Linked DNA regions of Homo sapiens: region 1 is linked to region 2. A link is a loop called in an ENCODE intact Hi-C map of the cell type or tissue named here. Cell type or tissue: breast epithelium. All regions are shown on one strand. Each heading gives the region's core, and the rest is flanking DNA. Links, peaks and the distances in the headings are about the cores only.

Region 1 (7,854 bases), core at 1,130-6,129, 66 kb after region 2:
AGGAGTTTGAGGCTGCAGTGAGGTAAGATAGAATCACTACACTCCAGCTTGTATAACAGAGCAAGACCATGTCTCAAAAATAATAATAATAATAATAATAGAAAAAATAAAGAGTCTGAAAATAGAAATACTTGTTTTTATAATAAAATACTTGACTTAAAACAGAGTTGGAAAATTTGGATAATGCGTATGAAATTAACGAAAGGCTGAAAAACATTAAGAAGTTGATAACTCAGGGGTATAGGAATGTAAGTTGATTCCCCTAACACCACAAACAAATACAGTTGACCATTGAACAATGCAGGCATTAGGGGCACTGACCCCAGGTGCAGTGAAAGAGCCATGTATAACTTGATTCCCCCAAAAGTTAACTATTAATAACCTAATGTTGCTTGGAAGCCTTGCCAATAATATAAACAACACATATTTTGTATGTTATATGCATTACTGTATTCTTATAATAAAGTAGCTAGAGAAAAGAAAATGTTACTAAGAAAATCATAAGGAAGAGAAAATATATCTACTCTTCATTAAGTGCAAGGGGATAATCACATTGAGTAGGTAGAAGAGGAGGAGGAGGGGTTGGTCTTGCTGTCTCAGGGGTGGCAAAGGAGGAAGAAGACAACTGTGTGAGTGGACCTGCACAGTTCAAACCTGTGTTGTTCCAAGGACAGCTGTATATGTGCAGGCAATGAAAGGCCAGGAGTTACAGGTAATAAGACTGACCATCGCACAATGGGAGGAAACAAAAGATTCAACTTTCTGGTAGAGCCAAGGCCGAAGGTTCTGAACACTAGTTAATGGAATAGGACATTGTATTAAAACACAAGGCTGTTAATTGGGGCCCTGGGCCCCGGAGTGAGGCACTGTCAGCTAATTGGCCCTGGCTGGGAATGATTGAAATGCAGTGGAAAGATGAAGTTAGAAGTGGCTGAACAAGAAAAAAAGGACTTGGGAAGAAAATGCTATCCAGAGAAACTCAATGATGAGACAACTAAGAAAAGTGACTCAGCTCTTGCCCTGATTTTTTTCTTTAAAAGAATAGATGTCCATAAGTTAAATTGAAATGCGTTCAAGCAGAAAACGCAATAACAAAAGATGAGAAAGACATTCAGAAATATATTTGAACTTTGAGAAACTTTATCAATCAAATGCTACCCAAGAAAAGGAACCCTTCTGGATAAAAATCCTTTCACCAAATCCTGTAAAGGCTTTATGAGTTCTTCAGTGGAAAGGCACCCTGGAAATTTAGGTTATTTTTATCACTTTTGCTGAAAGGGCCATTTCTCTCCTCTTGGGCTGAATTCTTTGATGCAAGTTCTGTAGCTTTGGAGTGAATCTGAATGTAGTTTTCAGAGCAGTGAGAAAAATCATGCACTGTTGAGATCCCAAGCTTCCTCCAAGACATTTTTTGAAAAGAACTCATAAAGATGTCTAGGTTTCCTCTGAGTTCTTGTGAGATATGCCTTTCAAAGAAGCTAGTAGTTCAGAATAATACTATCCTATGATTATATACTGTCAGATTCTAAAATGCCAGGTAGCAATGGAAGAACAAAAGAAGCAAAATATATTCATTTTTAACTCATTATGGACAAAATGCATAGATACAGTCTCTAATTTCAGGATAAGTGGGTAGATCTGGATGTACCTGTCAAGTTACCTTGTTGATGGAGCCCCACGAACAATATCAATGCCACAGCCACAGGTCAGTAGGAAGGAAAATGATCACATCAGCCACTTCAGGCATTTGTCAAAGAGGTATCAAATGCTAGGCGGAAGAAATGGGTTAGAACAGAAACGGTGTAACAAAAGTCCTCTTGAGACCTAAGCTAGTCTATGACCTACATAATAGCACACAGTGACCAATACCATCCTAAGACAAGAAAAAGAATAGTATAGTTTTTGAGTTTGGGCATCTTGTATATTGTTTGCTTTCGGTACTGTATTTCTTCTTTGTCACACAATTTGAACTTTAAAATGTCTCCTGTGTACTAAGAGTCATTCATTTAATAACAATAGTCAGCACATACTATGCTTTTTATATTCATAGCACCATGGTTTACAGATATTATCTCACTACAATCCTTTTAGATAGGGGACTGTTTCTGTCCCCATTTTGAGTGAGAAAACTGAGTCACAGTGAGGTTAACTTACCCAAGGTTACACAACTATTCAGTAACAGAACTAGGACTTAAGCCTGGTTAGTTCAGCTAAACGTCAAGGCCTTGACACCACTACATCACGTGGCAGCTTACATTTTCACTGAGCATCCAGTAAGGATGTGGCACTTCAATAGCCTCTGTAGACGGTGTGATGCATAAGACAGAATTGTAAGATTTTTAATGACTAAAAATCAATGTTTTTCTACTTTGCAAAAGCCTATGTAAGTATATGCTTAGCATCTTGCCACATAGCCTTTGATACCATCTGTACTAAAAATTCACAAAACAATGAAAACCACTCACTGGCAGAGAAGAGCTGCTAACAAAACACCTAATACTCAGGGGAGCAAACAAATGGCTCTGCGATGGTTCTCTGGGCAGGAGGCATAGCTTGCTCCAAGCCTGCCTGTCTGTAATGACGATCAGAGAGCTTCCCATGCCTCCTCGTTGAACCTACTCCATCTCCAAGAGACCAACACCAGGAAAGTGGCCTGTTCAGGCCAAGACTCACTCTGTGACGCTCTTGGATTGCCTTTTGCTATAAAGTCTAATGAGAATAACAACAATAACAACACATGTATGTTGCTTAGTGCAGTCCTATACAGCACTGATTTGCTGTAATACTCTGGTCATAGAAACATCTTTTAATTAAAAATATAGAGAGAGACTATAAATCCATTCCAGTAAGGAAGAGTGCAATTATTAGGGTGAAGCATATGAAGTTACCAATATTCAATCTTTTTGGCCTACAAAAATATTTTCTTGTATAGAGTGACTGCAGTAAATAAAGCGCTATCCGAAGCTCTCAGCCCATGAACTGACATCTCATAGGGTGCTTTGTCTCGTCAGGATGAAGTTCAACTCTCTGTGGTTGCTCTTTCTTCCATTATGGAATATTCTAGGGTTTAACGTTGACTCACAAAACAACCACAAAGGGCACACAAGCAACGGTGCCACAGGTGCTGCAGAGGATGGAAGAGGTAGAGGCTGAGGTTGAAGTGCAGCTTGGTGGCCAGTGGCCTTTTCAAGGAAATGTCAAAGAAGCACAGGGGGCACATCAGCTGCCAAGTGGGGAGTGGTGCAAGACCTGTGATATTATGAAGAGCATCATAAGCACCATCATAGCACAGGAAAAACAAAATAAAACAGAACAGAGGCAGCTCACAACTGCAGGAGGTATGACAAGAATGAATGACTGTTGAGGTTGCCTCTTGGTAGGGATTATCCTCCAACAGCTTCATGCTTCCAGAAAGCATTCTCTATGCTAATCAGATATGCATAAAATAATAACGGTAGGCCAACACTTTCTGAGGACTGACGACCAGCAAGGCACTGTGCCAGAGGCTTTGTGCATATGTATTAGTCAGGGTTCTCCAGAGCAGCAGAACCACTAGGATATAAATACAGATTGTGTCTTATTTCAAGGACCTGGTCTATGCCATTGTGACGCTGGCAAGTCCAAAATCCATAGGCAGCCAGCAGGCTGAAGCAGAATTTGAAGCAGAATTTCTTCTTCCCCTGGAAATCTCAGTTCTGCTCTTCAGGCTTTTCAACTGATTGAATGAGGCCAACTCAGATGATAAAGATAGTGTCCTTTACTTAAAGTCAGCTGATTGTAGATGTTAACCACATCTGCAAAATACCTTCAGAGCAACACCTAGATTACTGTTTAATTAAATAACTGGGTACTATGGCAGGTAAAATTAACATCGCAACATGTATGCTCATTTTTTCCTCATTAAAAATACATAAAGTAGTATCATTTTATCCCCACTTTACAGATGAAGAAATGAAGGCTCAAGAAGGTAAAGAACTTGCTCAAGATCACACAGATTATAAGGAAGAGAGCCAAGCTTTAAAACTAGTGTGGCTTCAGAGCCCATGAATTTAACCACTGGGATTATCTGTCTCACCAAGTAGCAAGGAGTTTCTGCTAAGGATGCTCTCATTTGGGAGTTGACTAAGGAAACGCTGGCAAACAGTACAGCCAAGAGAAGGTCAGCCTCAGCTTTTGAACATCAGAGAATCGCAAGCTCTCCATTGTTATAGGCTGCACAGCTCAGTGCCCAGGCAATATATCCAGCCTCCTTCCCAACCATGCCCCTTCCCCTTTCATCCCACCATGCAACAAACACAAGTGAGTGCTCACTAAATTAGCCACTCTATAAATAAAGGGAAGGTTATAACATAGTAGGTACAGGGAGTACCAGCTTGTGTGAAAAAAAATTAGATAAAATTGGATTACATATTAAGACAAAAGTCAGAAGGATAAATAAAAAAAGTCATTATTTCTGCCACTCCAAATAAACTTCTTCCAAAGTTCCAAATTAATCAGAACAGCAGCATTAGCAGGATCTGGGAAAGCTGCCCCCTTGAAGCTGTGACAAAGTGGACATAGAAGAATGTGGGGATAGGGGACTCCAGGGAAAGACAGGTTGGCAGCTACTTAAGATGAGATTTTTCTTTCCTTCACTTAGTTTTCAATCTCTTTAGTTTTTCCTTCCCTCCTGCCCACAAATAGAATAAATGCTTCCACTATCTTAAAAATACCTTGCTTCTAGATAATTATAATAAACATAAATGAACTAAATGCTTTAGAAATGGCAATGTTTGATCAGAGAAAATAGGATTTTAAAACATATTCTGATTCCAAGAGATAAGTCTTGAATATAAGGACATCGAAAGATTGAAAGTAAAAGGGTAGAAAAAGATATTCCTTCCAAACCCTGAGCAACAGATAGTGAATATCAGATAAAGAACACTTCAGGATAAGAAATATTACTAGAGATAAAGAAGGAAATTTCATAGCAATAAAAATTTCTACTTACCAAGAAGATATAAAAAAGCTCTAAATCTGTAAATGTTTAAATACACAATTCAAAATTTGTATGTTCTTCTAAGACAGCAAAAATTAACAAAAGTAAAAGGAGACACAGTTCTCAATAACGTACTGTGGGTTTTAAGACACCTCCATCAGTAACTAACAGAACAGAAACTTACATAAATAGTAAGGTAACAGATGGTTTGTCAACATGATGTAACTGACATATCAGTAAACTGAGTTATTGATTGAATATTGAAATGCACCATGACTATCGCTAGAGATGCTCAACCAAAATAGGAACACATATGCACCCAAACACATTTACAAGAATATTTATAGCAGCATTATTTCTAATTGTCAAAAAGCTGGAAACAACCCAACAGTATCACAGCAGACTGAATAAATGAATTGTGCTTTGAAAAAAACTTTCTTCAACTCTGATTTCCCCCTTCCCACCAAGGTACCAAAACTTTTATTTTCCTATTTGCCAATTTTTAAGTAAAAATTTTTTTAAAAAATAGCTCTATTTCCTCACTTCATCACACTGCTCAATACTCAGCAATATTTTTAGTTAGTCCGCATCTTGCCACAGAAATTGTTCTGGTCAGAGCGGCAGTTACAAAATTCTGTTATTTTGTTTCTTCCTATTCTACTTGGCCTCTCTGTATCATCTGACACTGAGGATCCCTTCCTTTAATTTGAAAATCTCTTCTTTCTTAATGTCTTAATTTACCTCTCTTGGCTTTCTCTCTGTTGCTAAGACCTTAGTTTTCAGTGTCTTCCATAGCCTTTTGTTCCATCATTTCAGGTACGAGGAGTCCTGGTCCCTGCTCATTCTGGGTCGTGGTATTCCATCCCGTGGCTTTGGCACCATCTTTGTACTGAGGCAGTAGGCACCGCGATGTGATTGAAAACAGCCTTTAAAGTCAGACAGAGGACAAGCTAATTCTGCAAATCAGGGTCTCTAAACCCAACCTTTCTCCTGAGCTTTAATCCGAAGGGCACTAAAAATAAACTTGACCCAGGTCAAAACTGTGTTGAGGCCGGGCGGAAGCAGTCGCTCACGCCTGTAATCCCAGCATTCTGGGAGGCTGAGGTGGGCGGATCATGAGATCAGGAGATCAAGACCATCCTGGCCAACAATGGTGAAACCCCGTCTCTACTAAAAATACAAAAATTAGCTGGGCATGGTGGTGCGTGCCTGTATCCCAGCTACTTGGGAGGCTGAGGCAGGTGAATCGCTGGAACCCGGGAGTCAGAGGTTGCAGTGAGCTGAGATCGCACCACTGCACTCCAGCCCGGCGACAGAGCGAGACTCCATCTCAAAAAAAAAAAAAAAACAAAACACACAAAAAAACCTGTGTTGAGAGCCGATTTTACATCCCTCTACATTCATGAATTATTGAAAGCCCATATCCTATTCTCACAATACCAGACCCAGTTCATGTACTTCTCAGATCTGGTTGGCTATGATTTTTCTGCTCAGGGCTATAGGTGACTCTCCAGGGAGATTGCTTGGCACCCAATGGCATTATTGTTGGCACAGAGAGAAGATGTCCATCTTTGCCCACTGAGCTTCGTCCCTGCCCACTCAGGGGAGCTGCTCAGCAGTTGACCCTGCTGCAGCAAGCAGCTAGTCCTGAAGTCCCGTGTAGTTCGAGGAAGGACCAGGCTATGTGTCATGTCGCACCTCCCACCGCAGGGCCCTCACCTCCCACCCTTAAGCTTTCCTGTCAATGCTAAGGTGCAGATGCCAGAGGCCTCCTAAACCACCCAACCCACTGACTTTCCAAGATGGGTATTCAAAGCTGCATGTTGCAGAGAGACAGGTATTTAATGTTTCTGGCTCATGCCCTTTCATTGACTCAATGCCAGCACTCTTGTGGCAAAAATAACCTAGAAATGTAGGTAAGTTGACAATCCAATTGTGCTGGTGGGGGCTGGATTTGGCCAATGGGCAGCAGGAGAAAGGAAGGAGCCAACAGATAGATTATTCTCTCCTCCTCCTCCCAAGAAATTGTGCTGAGACTCACGCTTCCATATGCCCTTCCTGGTGACGTCCTGCATAATTGAGCAACAAGGATGTTTTCCGGTCAAAGTCTAGACAGCTTGGAAATGCAACATCCTGTACTTCTTCTTTTCCTTCACCTCATTTACCTGGTTCCTTCACTTTTGCTTCCCTGGACTGCACTCACTCAATAAAGTTTTAGCACATAACTTTTTGACTGAGGCTCTGTTTTCTGGAGAAATCAGGCTAGAGACACCATTCATCAAGAAAAGGAAAGGGAGATTAAAAGTAAAGATTAAACCTCTTGATTCCCCACTAGGTGCCAGTATTCTTGCTAAGCAACTTACGTTTGCTATCTCTTCTTCACAGAAAACTTTGCAATAGGTATTATTTCCCTCAATACAGTGAGGAACTGAGACTCAGTGAGGCGTTAGTAACTTACCCAAGATGACAGAGCTAAGATGCTGACTTCGGTGCATCTTGCTTCAAAGTCAGCATTCTTCCCACTATTCCTGTCTCTATTATGGAACACAGGGGCTTAGGAATTCAGTGAAGGTTCCATGTGGTAATTCATTGGTGGGGATTTTCAGAAGCTTTAGGCTGACTCAGTGAAGACCCTTTTAAATATCCAAGCAGAGCATGATAATAAAGCCCTAAAATGGCAGGCTGGGCAATCAGTTAAAGTGAAGATTAAGTTACAGTTATTATTTAAAATGTAGATATCATTTTAGGTAGTCATTTCTGAATGGAATCACACTGATGAGCTAACTAAATTAGATCATGAAAGTTACTATTATAAGGACGAGAGCATGAAGGGTTGGGAGACACACAGAGACTCAAGAAGAGAAATGAGGGAAAGA
Region 2 (7,854 bases), core at 1,297-6,296:
TTCTTGACATTAGGTGTGGCATGTCTACTTTTAAGTCCCTCACCCCCAACCCCCATGCTGTTTGTACAAGTTTTGCTTACTTATTTTTGTGCTTCAGTTTGTCCAGTGCTCTCTGCTTGAATGGCAAGATAGATTTATAGGCTTAATTCTTGGTCAGGCAGAACTCCAGATGAAAAAAACTTGCATCTTCAGTACACTTCCTAAAGGACAATCAGATAATGGATATGTTTTATGTAATTAAGAGTTCACTGTAGTGGCTTTCATTTAATATGGCTGTCTGGGAAGAACAGGGTTCCCTAGCCCTGTACAATGTAATTTAAACTTACAACATTTTTACTGTGTATAATATGGTGTCCTCTGTGCCAGTTTTGTACCTCATAGAGGCAGATTGCTTCCTATCGCTATGGTTCTTATTATCAAAATTAAGTTTACTTGTATACGGAACAACCACAAGAAATTTGATTCTGTAAAGAATCCTCTTTAGCTGTGGCCTGGCAGTTTGTAAATGGTGCTTTATTTAACAGACTACCTGTGGAGGAAATATGGTTAAAATATATATATATAAAACTGAAATTTTAAAGAATAATTTATTTTAAAGTTTTACATTAATTTTATGTAAATAATTGATTTTTGAAGGCTCTTTAGACATAGCAAAACTCTTATTTCCTTATCATTTTCTTTTTTATTTGTACAGAGGACTCTGTCAATTCACCCTCAATGAGATTTTTGCTTCTGTATGTTTACTAGAGGTGAGTGGATAGTTGCTTTGAGCCACTGAAAGCAAATCAATTCTGATTAAACACTTGACTAGAAAATAAAAGGATATGAAAATAATGTTTTTGACTGGTTTATTTTCCGCTTGTCAATGATATTTTTGGTGATTTTTCTACCATTGAAAAATGTATTATGTTAGGTTGTTAAATCCTATAACTAACCACTTTAATGTGCTTCATTTCTAAAAATAAGGACTTCTATGAGTCATACCTATGATTGCAGAAGAAAACTGCATCTTGGGATTAAAAATATAAAAAATAACCAATGGGCATTATCACATGGATGCCTCACCAGCTCAAACTCAGCATGTTTCCAAAACTCCTCGTTATTTCTCCCCCCATAAACAATCAAGATAATGCTATTTCTGTCTCCCAATCATTCACATTGCAAATTCAAAACCACCCAAGTCTCTATCATCCCTGGGAACTTTAGCTGCAGTAAGTTGCTAAACTCAATTGCTTCTCATTTTTCAACATCTGCCTCATATACTTCTCCTTCCTTCCTTCACATTTCCACAGCCCAACCCCTGCCCTGGCCTGGACCTCCTTGACTACTACAGTCAACTTCCTCAACTCCTAACTTGATTCTATGCTTCTTGGCTGGTCTCCTCTCCTCTCCTCTCCTCTCCTGTCCTCTCCTCTCCTCTCCTCTCCTCTCCTCCCCTCCCCTGTCCTCCCCTCCCCCCTCCTTTCTTTCTTTCTTTCTTTCTTTCTTTCTTTCTTTCTTTCTTTCTTTCTTTCTTTCTTTCCTTTTGTTCTTTCTTTCTTTCTTCCTTTCTTCATTTCTTTTTTCTTTCTTTCTTTCTCTCTTTCTTTCTTTTATACAGGGTCTCACTCTGTCACCCAGGCTGGAATTCAGTGGCATGATCATGACTCAGTACAACCTCTGCCTCCCAGGCTCAAGTGATCTTCCCACCTCAGCCTCCCAAATAGTTGGGACTACAAGCACATGCCAACACATCTGGCTAATTTTTGTATTTCTTGTAGAGATGGGGTTGCACCATGTTGCCCAGGTTGGTCTTGAACTCCTGAGCTCAAGTGATTCGCCTGCCTTGGCCTCCCAAAGTGCTAGGAATATACGCATGAGCCATGGCACCCAGCCAGTCTTTCTACTCTCTGATATAATCTATACAGTCACGGTGTTTTCTCCATATTACTGAGGTCCTCAAGAAAAAGTTGTATAATCATATGGCTAAGATTTCCTAGAGAAAATACAGACAGTACAGCCATCCTAAAACTGAGATTCTATGATCCCGTAAGTCTAAACCCACATCCTTTCACATCTCCATATAGGTATCTCTTTATTTTCCTTCTTTCTGACTCTTTCTAAGCTCTTTAAGCTCTATCCTATGGCACTATTTACTAAGAAGTGGAAGAGCTTCTCTAAGTTAGAAGAGCTTCTGAAATGTATTCAAGCTTGCTTTGATTTCTTCTTAAAATTCTGGAGCATAAGTCTTTGTCTAAGTCTTCTCTAAAGAGGAAGATATTTAAGTTAGTCCTTTCAGTTGTGTGACATGCTAAAACTGGACTTTGCAGAACTTCTCAATGAAGAATAAAACTTTCCTTAGTTTTCCCTATATTTAGGCAGGTTCATATGTTGAGGACTTAGGTGTATTTATTCCATTATATTATTATGTAGCTTTCATTCAAGGCTTTGAAATAAATTAAACTTTGCTGACACTACTTGATATGGTTTGGCTTTGTGTCCCCACCCCAATCTCATCTTGAATTGTACTCCCATAATTCCCACATGTTGTGGGAAGGACATGGTGGGAGATAATTGAATCATGGGGGCACTTTCTCCCATACTGTTCTTGTAGTAGTGAATAAGTCTCACAAGATCTGGTAGTTTTATAAGAGGAAACCCCTTTTGCTTGACTTTCGTTCTGTCTTGCTGCCACCACGTAAGAAATGCCTTTCACCTTCTGCCATGATTGTGAGACCTCCCCAGCCACGTGGAACTGTGAGTCCATTAAACCTTTTTCTTCCCAGTCTTGGGTATGTCTTTATCAGCAGCGTGAAAACTGACTAATACAGTAAATTGGTATCAGTAGAGTGGGGCACTCTTGAAAAGATACCTGAAAATGTGGAAGCGACTTTGGAACTGGGTAACAGGCAGAAGTTGGAAAAATTTGGAGGGCTCAGAAGACAGAAAAATGTGGGAAAGTTTGGAACTCCATAGAGACTTGTTGAATGGCTTTGACAAAAATGCTGATAATGATATGGACAATGAAATCCAAGCTGAGGTGTTTCAGATAGAGATGAGGAACTTGTTGGGAACTGGAGCAAAGGTGACTCTTAATGTTTTAGCAAAGAGGCTGATGGCACTTTGCCTCTGCCCTAGAGATTTGTGGAAATTTGAAGTTGAGAGAGATGATTTAGGATATCTGGCAGAAGAAATTTCTAAGCAGCAAAGCATTCAAGAGGTGACTTGGGTGCTGTTAAATGCATTCAGTTTTTTTTTTTCTTTCTTTTTTTTTTTTTTTTGAGATGCAGTCTTGCTCTGTCACCCAGGCTGGAGTGCAGTGGTGTGATCTCGGCTCACTGCAACCTCCACCTCCCAGGTTCACGTGATTTTCCTGCCTCAGCCTCCCAAGAAGCTGGGACTACAGGTGTGCATCAACACATCTGGCTAATTTTTGTATTTTTAGTACAGACAGGGTTTCACCATGTTGGCCAGGTTGCTCTCGAACTCCTGACCTGAGGTGATCTGCCCGCCTCAGCCTCCCAAAGTGCTGGGATTACAGGTGCCCAGCCTGTATTCAGTTTTAATGGGAAAACAGAGCACAAAAAATTCAGAAAATTTGCAGGCTGACAATGTGATAGAAAATGAAATCCCATTTTCTGAGGAGAAATTTAAGCCACGTGCAGAAACTTGCATAAGTAACAAGAAGCCGAAAGTTAATCACCAACACAATGGGGAAAATGTCTCCACGGTATGTCAGAGAACTTGTGGCAGCCCCTCCCATCACAAACCCAGAGGACTAAGAAGAAATAATGGTTTTGTGGGCCAGGCCTAGGGTCCCTCTGCTGTGTGCAGTCTAGGGACTTGGTGCCCTGCATCCCAGCTGCTCCAGCCATGGCAAAAGGGGGTCAAGGTACAGCTCATGCCATGGCTTCAGAGGGTGCAAGTCCCAAGCCTTGGCAGCTTTCATGTGGTGTTGAGCCTGCAGATGCACAGAAGTCAAGAATTGAGGTTTGGGAACCTCCACCTAGATTTCAGAGGATGTATGGAAACACTCAGATGTCTAGGCAGAAGTTTACTGCAGGGATGGGGCGCTCATAGAAAACCTCTGCTAGGGCAGTGCGGAAGGGAAATGTGGGGTCGGCATCCCCACACAGAGTCCCCACTGGGGCGCTGCCTAATGGAGCTGTGGGAAGAGGGCACCATCCTCCAGACCCCAGAATGGTAGCCACCAACAGCTTGCACCATATGCCCAGAAAAGCTGCAGACACTCAGTGCCAGCCATAAAAGCAGCCAGGAGTGGGGGCTGTACCCTGGAAAGCCACAAGAGTGGAGCTGCCCAAGACCATGGGGACCCACCTCTTGCATCAGCATGACCTGGATGTGAAACATGGAGTCAAAGGAGATCATTCTTGAGTTCTAAAATTTGACTGCCCTGCTGGATTTTGGACTTGCCAGGGGCCTGTAGCCCCTTTGTTTTGGCCAATGTCTCCCATTTGGAATGGCTATATTTACCCAATGCCTATACCCCCTTGTACCTAGGAAGTAACTAACTTGCTTTTGATTTTACAGGCTCACAGGCAGAAGAGACAGGCAGAAGAGACTTGCCTTGTCTCAGATGAGACTTTGGACTTTTGAGTTAATGCTGAAATGAGTTAAGACTTTGGGGGACTATTGGGAAGGCATGATTTGGTTTTGAAATGTGAGGACATGAGATTAGTAGGGGCCAGGGGCAGAATGATGTAGTTTGGCTCTGTGTCTCCACCCAAATCTCACCTTGACTTGTACTCCCATAATTCCCATGTGTTGTGGGAGGGACCTGGTGGGAGATAATTGAATCATGGGGGCGGTTTCTCCCATAGTGTTCTCCTGGTAGTGAATAAGTCCATGAGATCTGATGGTTTTATAATGGGAAACCCCTTTTGCTTGACTTTCATTCTGTCTTACTGCTGCCAAGTAAGAAGTGCCTTTCACCTTCCGCCATGATTGTGAGGCCTCTCCAGCCACATGGAACTGAGTCTATTAAACTTATTTTTCTTCCCAGTCTCGGGTATGTCTTTATCAGCAGTGTGAAAACTGATTAATACACTACTAATAATAAAAACTTTGGAATTCCCAAAGTCTGTGACCAATCACTTAATTCCCAGTGTTTTCAAAGATCACTTGAGAAATTAATGCTTTTGAGACACCACATGTTTTGTATAAAATGTAACCGCAAACAGAACTTTGGAATTTCTGCTTGCTTTTCTTTTTGTCTAGCTGGAATAAGTTAAACGACTCATCCTTATGAAAACATAAAATTTTCAAATCTTACGTTTATTTTGGTGATCTCACCCCCCTTGCCCTGTAATGCTGCAGTCCTCCCCCACTGTGATGCTGAGTTTAGCCATGTGACTTGTTTTCACTAATGAGACAGTAGCAAACTCAATGCAAGCAGAAATGTATAAAGGTGCTTTCATGTGTGTCCTTGCTCTCCTGGACACATTATCCTCCTATGAGCACAAGCTTAAGCTAGCTTAGTAGGAAATGAGAGGCTGTGGAGAACAGGTGAGGTGCTCTAGCTAGCAGCCACTCAACTTTCGGAATCAGAGTCACTTAACTGACCTCAGGTTGACCACCAATGCATGAGGGAGTCCAACAAAAACTCAAAGAACCATCCAACTGAGTCCAGCCTAAACTGTTGTTCCACAGAATCATAAACTAAATATCATCATTATATGAAACCAGTAAGTTTGGAGTGGTTTGTTATGCAGAAATTGCTAACTGGTACACCACACCAAATAAGCATTCACCTCCTTCTTTTAGGAAAGGAGAAGAAAAATCATGGTGTCAATAAAGAGATGCTGTGGTTCAAAAGAATCACAAAGGCTAACTCCTTTTGAAAGACATTTAACAAAGGAAGGTGAAAAATCTTAGAAAATATTTCAGATTTTTTCATCTATCAAGTTAAAATAATTAGTCATAAATAAAGAATAATCCACAATTAAAAGAACATGGAAAACACAATTTTAAAAAAGGAGTTTAAGACATGAATAACAGATTTGATACTGAAAAAAATTAACTTTGAATGAGGAAGCATCCTTCCAGAAATAGAGTAAAAGTAGAAAAAGATAGAAAAGGCAGCTCAATTTAAGATCTCCAAATGACAGATCTTAAGATTCCCAAAGGTAACAAATATGAAATTTAGAAACAACAACCCCCCAAAATAGAAGGATGCTTTCCTGATCTAAATAAATAAAACTTAAATCTAAAAATTGAGACTGTACTTCATGTTATGAGAAAAAACAATTTCAAAAAAGACATATTTTGCTAGAATTTGGGGAGATTAAAAGACTCTAAAAGCAATCAGAAGAAAATGTTCAGTCTACCACAGAGAAACACATCAAGTTGGCCCCAAAGTGCTTCTTAAAATCAGTAAATGCTAGAAGACAATACTGCAATACCCAAAGCTCCCAGTAGAAAAAAACAAACAAAAAAACCCACGTGACTGAAGTTTATACGTGAAGACCAAAAAAAGTCACAAACAGATGTTCAGTGGCAGAAAAAACAAATTTAAAGAACAATGAAAGAGCTTGAGAGTAAAAAAAAAGTGACTAGAAAGGATTAGCAGAGAAATTTGAAACCAGATGGAGATACAGAGGTAGATATAGCAGTTGTTTTAAATACTCACATAATTGATTTCACATAACTTGCTTTAAATTTGAAGGGGTTACCTACATTTTAAAGTTAGTAGGGTGTTTATTATCTCAGATAATAAGGCTCAGTAAGGGTGAACGGGGAAGAAAAGGGAAGTTATTTGCTACAAAAAGTATTCAAATATATTTATATTATAAATATATACATATATATGTATATGTATATAAGAAGAAATTGGCTCATGCAATATGGAGGCGGAGAAGTCCCAAGATCTGCGGTCAGGGAGTGGGAAAGCCACGGAGCTGATGCTGTGAATTCCAGTGAGTCTGAAAGCATGAGAAGTAGGCAGAATTATCAGTTTCTGGTGTTATCTTGAGCAGCTGAATCAGCTCTGGGCTACTCGCCCGTTGACTTTTATAAAGTGAAAAAAAAAAATGCCTTCTTCCTAGTACAGATTTCTACTGAAGTTGAATGCAGTGCAAGCTGATATTCTACAACAATTACATTTATGTACTATTGATGTAAGAAAAGACATCAATAGTACATCTATTGGGCAGAAGGAGAATCCAGAAATGTAACTTGTTATATAACCTAATATAATAATAAGCAAAGTATGATAAATTACTCAGAGGCAGATGAATTACATAAATTATTTCCTGTAATTAAAAATAGAGCTTTCCATAACTCACATTAAATTCCAGGTGGATCAAGAGATATATAAAATATAAAACTATAAACAAAAATATATTTTTCAAGCAAATGCATTTTATTTTTTTAATATTAAATATATTTAAAATATATTTTTTAAATCTTAATCTAACTTCAAAGAGAGAAAGAACTTTCCAAGTATAAAATCATTGAAAGAAAGAAATCCTAATGAAAACAATGGATTCATTTGATTTCGTAGACATAGATAAATATTTTATATGCGCACACAAACATAAGTTTAAAAGTCAATCAAGATATTGGGAAAATATTTACCTCAAATGTGATAAGCAAAGGCTACTTTCCTTAGCATATGAATATTTACACATTAGAAATAAAAATGACAAAGAAAAATGAGCAGATGGCATTTCCAGGGCAATTCACGGGAGAAAAAAATGCAAATGGCTGGGTCAGGCGCAGGGGCTTGTAATCCCAGCACTTTGGGAGGCTGAGGCGGGTGGATCACTTGAGGTCAGGAGTTCGAGACCAGCCTGGTCAACATGGTAAAACCCCATCTCTACTAAAAATACAAAATTTAACTGGGTGTGATGGTGC

What was found. Hi-C counts contacts between places; a loop is a spot of excess contacts. Peaks named below come from ENCODE experiments on the same cell type or tissue, not always from the same donor. Only the 100,000 strongest peaks of a DNase experiment are listed, where the experiment ranks them.
Region 1: it touches region 2 in a loop (30-fold over the local background); 1 of 110 quality-filtered maps calls a loop at or near these places.

What each region holds. Positions count from the first base shown.
Region 1 is chr13:31,409,367-31,417,220 of GRCh38, reverse strand. No RefSeq gene overlaps it. Among named protein-coding and RNA genes, the nearest start is that of B3GLCT, 210 kb to the right of the region's middle. In breast epithelium, for the core only: no CTCF peak of the experiment used is centred there; no DNase peak of the experiment used is centred there.
Region 2 is chr13:31,475,539-31,483,392 of GRCh38, reverse strand. No RefSeq gene overlaps it. Among named protein-coding and RNA genes, the nearest start is that of RXFP2, 260 kb to the left of the region's middle. In breast epithelium, for the core only: no CTCF peak of the experiment used is centred there; no DNase peak of the experiment used is centred there; H3K27ac peaks cover 551 bases.